Linked DNA regions of Homo sapiens: region 1 is linked to region 2. A link is a contact called in ENCODE Hi-C or POLR2A ChIA-PET data. All regions are on one chromosome and are shown on one strand. The core of a region is the stretch at or near the end of the contact, and the rest is flanking DNA. Distances in the headings are between cores, read along the strand shown. Region 1 overlaps GALNT7 (polypeptide N-acetylgalactosaminyltransferase 7). Region 2 overlaps GALNT7 (polypeptide N-acetylgalactosaminyltransferase 7).

Evidence for each region. Hi-C counts contacts between places; a loop is a spot of excess contacts on that map. ChIA-PET counts read pairs that join two places held with the same protein, here RNA polymerase II (POLR2A). Pooled maps may share reads with other maps.
Region 1: a map of PC-9 shows a loop between it and region 2 (6-fold over the local background). The contact joins two enhancer-like sites. A Hi-C loop is called at or near these places in 11 of 168 maps with a recorded cell type or tissue (A673, B cell, Calu3 and 8 more), 13 of 37 single-sample maps with no recorded cell type and 11 of 50 pooled maps. POLR2A ChIA-PET finds 5 or more read pairs at or near these places in 4 of 52 experiments (MCF 10A, PC-9, Panc1 and 1 more).

Annotation. Positions count from the first base shown.
Region 1 is chr4:173,251,048-173,253,747 of GRCh38, reverse strand. All of the region lies in intron 2 of GALNT7 (polypeptide N-acetylgalactosaminyltransferase 7), which reads right to left. Among named protein-coding and RNA genes, the nearest start is that of MIR548T, 16 kb to the left of the region's middle. Within about 2 kb of position 1,352, at least 6 of the 41 ENCODE cell types and tissues checked have a DNase peak (open chromatin) inside an H3K27ac peak, as active enhancers do.
Region 2 is chr4:173,208,952-173,211,651 of GRCh38, reverse strand. The region is part of intron 1 of GALNT7 (polypeptide N-acetylgalactosaminyltransferase 7); the gene reads right to left. Among named protein-coding and RNA genes, the nearest start is that of GALNT7-DT, 41 kb to the right of the region's middle. Within about 2 kb of position 1,396, at least 7 of the 41 ENCODE cell types and tissues checked have a DNase peak (open chromatin) inside an H3K27ac peak, as active enhancers do.

The DNA.
Region 1 (2,700 bases), core at 103-2,602, 42 kb before region 2:
TGGGCAGAGTGGACTGTTCTATCCTAACCAGCCTCTTTCTGTTAATGGCACCACTCCTCTTTGTGTTACTGAGCTTCAAAGCCTTGGATTTATCTTTGATTTCCCCTTCCACTCCATCACCTCCCAAGGCCTACTGCTTCTAACTCTTTTGTTCTCTTACACTGAATCTCCTTTTTCTGGTTCTATAACCTCCACTGGAGTTCCCACTCAAATGCCACTAACCCTCTAACAGGCCTCCACCCCCTAATCTACTCTAACACCTCTACTAGTTTGAAATCCCCAAAGTTCTCTTTATAAACCTTCAGTGGGTCTTCCCAAATACCAGATTCAATGTAGACTCTGTGAATGGCATGTAGTCTTCCAATGCCCTACTATCTTCCCAGCTGTATTTCCCTCCACATACCTCCAGATCCAAGTAAACCGCACTACATGCTCATGTCTTCTACTACATGTTCAAGTGCCCTCTTCCTGAAGGCACCCTACTCATCCTTCAGGGTCTTCCCTAGTATCCCCCTCAGAAAAGAAAACTATCTTTTACTTTTCTTTGAGATGGGCTCTCACTCTATCACTCAGGCTGGAGTGCAGTGGTGTGATCTCGGCTCACTGCAACCTCTGCCTCCTAGGCTCAAGGGATCCTCTCACCTCAGCCTCCCAAGTAGAAGAGACCAGAGGGATGCGCCAACACGCCCAGCTGATTTTTTTGTATTTTTGGTAGAGATGGGGTTTTACCATGTTGCCCAGGCTGGTCTCGAACTCCTGGACTCATGCGATCAGCCCACCTCAGCCTCTGAAAGTGCTGGGATTACAGGCATGAGCCACCATGCCTGGCAAAGTATCCTTTTCTGACTCCCCTGTAACTTGACCTCTCACTCCTCTGAACCACATTATTAAAATACCTTTCTAATGGTTCTTACATTCTGCCTTACATTATGGCATTCTTTCCTTTCTCCCTAGTGGTAGATGGTGAGCCCCTTGAAGGCAGGGACAGTGCATTACATATTAGAGATACTCAATATCTGTTGAACTGTGAAGAAAATCATATTTGTATTTTATAGAAAAAAGTGTGAAGGCAGGTGAAGTCATTCTTGGCTCAAGTCTTTAAAAAAGAAGCAGGCCTCCAGTTCACTCAAAATACTGTTACTCACCCTTTTAACACGCAATCAACAGCCAATAAATTACTCAGTCAGTGAATGTAATTCAAAGCTATCACATACAGAAGTGTGAGTCATGCCAGCAGCTGGACAGTTCTCTCCTGCTTCTAGGGAAGAGAACATTCATCTACAAAGACTACACAACAGCCGCAAGAACGAACAAGCTAACCACAGTGTCAGATGTCACAGCTGGACAAACAGCCCAAGCCTGGTCTCTAAGCTATGCAGGTGCCTCATTTCTATGACAGACAGAGGCAGGAGAACAAGGCTGTTAGGGCCTGTGTTCTGAAGCGGCAAAAAGCCAGCCACAGCAAGCCAGCTTCTGAGGGGCTCCAAGCACATTCCCCATGAGGGATGAGGATGAGGAAGGGTGCATCCTCATGTGCACAATATGGATGTGCGATATGTTTTCAATATGTTGCTAGTAAAAGCAGACAAGTGCTAATATGCATATTAGGTAATATGCAACACTTAGGCGATTTTTATTCATGGTTGGTTATTATTTTAGAGAAAAATTCCAAAGATTGTCCACATTCTAAAGTATAAATAATTTTACTTAGAAAAGTATGTTATACTCTACACTGAATTGTAAGTGTTCAAAAAGGAATGAAGCCTATCTCATTTTTTTTAAGTGGGAGAAAGAATCCAGTTTAAAAAATAATTTGGATTCAGTTTAAAAAAGTTTCTGGGATTTATTATATTTGGGCATTTTGAAATATTAAAAAATGACTTTTATCACTAGTATAGGATTTCAAAGAGAGGCTTAGGAGCATTTACTAAAATAGATTTGGGCCTTTTAATTTTACTGGAGACACAATATTTACAGAAATAATACACAAAAACATGCAATGTCCTATTTCTAGGCACTGCTCCAGTTGTGCCAGAGGAAAGAACACGGGACAGAACTGGCTATGCAAGGCATGGAAGAAGGAAAGAAAGGAGACAGGAAGGAAACTGCGGGGTGCAAGGAGGACTCAGAGATGCGAGGTTCCCATGGAAATCAGTGTGTCTGAAATTTTCAAAGGAAATGAAGGCTTTAGCATCATGGAAGGTACTAGTAGAAGCAAGAGGATGTAGACAAGGCAATGTGTGACATTTATGTTTTCCAAAAAGCAACAGAGCCTATCAAAGCTAAATAGTAACTGAAAACATTCGAATGTTGACAACAAGGTAAGGAAGAAAATACCATAGCAGTAAAAACAGCTAATAATACTCAGGTTTCTAACCAACAGGCTAATAAAAGACTTTTTGTAGTCAATTATGTCATTTTAATTCTAATGCTAATCCTGAGAGATTGGTATGGTTAGATCTGTCTTAACGTTTAGGTAACTGAGGGTTAGAGAGGACAAGTAACTGGTCAAAGATCTCACATCTAGTGATGGCATCAAGGTTTGAACCCTGGCTGATTTCATTCACACGTTCATTCATTCTCGACAGATATTTACCAACTGGGTACTACTACTGAGTTCCTACTTGTCAGTTACTAGGCTTACAAATAGGCATAGTTCTTGCTCTTAGGAACTTATCTAATGAGAAAGGCAGCCAATAA
Region 2 (2,700 bases), core at 147-2,646:
ACATGTGCAGGTAGGATATTTTACATTAAATTTCCTGATAATCTAAAGAGTAACTTGAAACTCCCTTTTGTTGCTGACTCTTGTTATTGAACAAATCTGTGTATAATATTAGTCTACATTCTTATCCTATATGTTAGAAATGATGAGGCAAAAAGGACACCAGATTTGTGAATGGAAGACTGAGGTCTGTATCATTACTCTCTGTGGGAAAGCTGTTTGATCACACAGGACGTGTTTAGTCATAGGTAGACTGAAGAAGCTGGATCATCTTAGTGGTTTTTAATTAAATGTACTTGTCAATATCACCTATGTACCTTTCTCAAGACACACATGCCCAGGCTCACACAGAGCAGAGATTTTTACCTTAACAGATCTAGTGAGGGTACAGGCAGGAATGCATATTTAGAAAAAGCTTCCAGGTGATTCTGAACATGCATCCCTAGATAAGAACTTCTAGATGTGGTTATTTCCAATATAAAGTCACTAGTAAAATCACTCAGAATTTGGAGGTAAAGTGATTTCATATGTAGCTATTGAGTACTTGAGATGTGGCTGGCCCAAATTGAGATGTACTGGAAGTATAAAATACACATCAGATATCAAATGGAAAAAAAAAAGAATGTAAGGCATCTCAATATTTTTTAAGATTGATTACACGCTGATACATTCTTTTGAATACACTAGCTTAAATGTTAAAATTAATTTCACCTGGGTTTTTAAAGCTATTTTTAATATGGCTACTAGAAAATTTACAATTATAAATGTGACTTGCATTTATTTTTCCACTTGATAGCACTGAAATAGAATTTTAATAAAGTATCTTCTACAAAAGATATTTAATATTTAACATTTTAATTTTTTTGTTGCAGAATCAAAAAGAAGGATGGGACAAAAATCAGCAAACGTAAAAGGAAAAAGTAGGCCAGGCATGGTGGCTCACCCCTGCAATCCTAGTACGCTGCGAGGCCGAGGTGGGCGGATCGCTTGAGCCCAGAGTTCCAGACCAGCTTGGGCAACGTGGTGAAACCCCGTGTCTACAAAAAAAAAAATTTAGCCTGTAGTCCCAGCTGCTTGGGAGGCCGAGGCAGGTGGATCGCTAGGACTCGGGAGGCGGCAGCTGCAGTGAGCCAAAATGGCGCCATCTCACTTCAGCCTGGGCGACAGAGCAAGACCCTGTTTCCAAAAAAAAAGGAAAATAAAAAAGTAGTAAAAGAGATTTTCTGTTCTCCCTGGCTTTTGATAGAGATTTGTGCAAAAGTGCAAAGGTGACCATTTTTCAGTTAGCTCTAAGTATGTTTAGGAAAGAGTCAATGACGGTAAATTTCCGACGGATGAAATTCCATCTGCCTCAAACACAGGCTCTGTGCCCACAGAGACTCCGAAGCATAGGTTTCTTGGCATCCTTCCCGCCAGGAAACAAGTACTCATTCTTCTGGCTGGAGCCAGTTATGTTGATGCTGCAATGTTTCTAGGTAAGCATAATTAAATAAGTATTTCTTTTTTTTTTTTTCTTTTTTTGAGACGGAGTCTCGCTCTGTTGCCCAGGCTGGAGTGCAGTGGCACGATCTCAGGTCACTGCAACCTCGGCCTCCCGGGTTCAAGCGATTTCTCCTGCCTCGGCTTCCTGAGTAGCTGGGAGTATAGGCACGCACCTCTACCCCCAGCTAATTTTTGTATTTTTAGTAGAGACGGGGTTTCACCATGTTGCTCAGGCTGGTCTGGAACTCCTGACCTCGTGATCCACCTGCCTCGGCCTCCCAAAGTGTTGCAATTACAGGCGTCAGCCACTGCACCCAGCCATGAGTGTTTCGTAAATTGCTAGGTGCCTAATTCTGCCTGAGCACAAAGGCACCTGAGGTCACAAACTTTGTGCTGGCACCCGGAAAGGAAGGCAGGCAGGCGAAGGATAGACTGGCAGGTAGGGTGGGAAAGAGGGAGCCTGACGAAATGGCCTGAAGGCCATCTACACATTCCTGAGGGAGGCAGTGATGGAGGCTGGGTCAGATGCCAGAGATTAGGAGATCAGATTGGGTGACTGGGAGGTACTAGCAGGTGTCAGGTAGTGGAAGGAGACGTGAAATGTTGAGAGTGAAATCTGGCTAAGTGACAATTTTCCTTTTGGCTCCAAGTAACTACACAAATGTCAGTGAAGGTATATGTTCACAGATCAGAGAAGACTAGAATTATTGGCATGTACTGCATTCTCCAGTCCTAGACCTAAAAGCAAGTGAATACAAAACCTGGGTGGAACAGGGAACTAGTATTACACAGAAGTTTTACTCTTTCTGCCTAGCTAGAAAGAAATACTGACGAAGAGCTAAGACGTGGGCTGACCAAGGCAGCCTCATTCAAACGTGTATACTACAGTAAACTCCTTTTGCAGCAGGGAAGAGAGAATACAACATCAGCTAAAAACATTTTGATAAAGAACAATGATGTCGGGGGATGGTGGTGAAGACCTGCCCTCCAGATATTAAAATTCTGAAATGGCAATAATTAAAAGTTTGGCACCAGTGTGCATCAGAGACAGGTTAAAGAAGCAAAGCTCAGCAACGGGCACAAATATATGTAAGAATTCAGTACTTCAAAACTTTGTATTATTTAATAAATGATACTGAGTAGTTGGCTAACCATTTGAACAAAAGATGAATCTCTAAACTATTCTACCCACCAAAATAAATTCTAGAAATGAACAAAGAT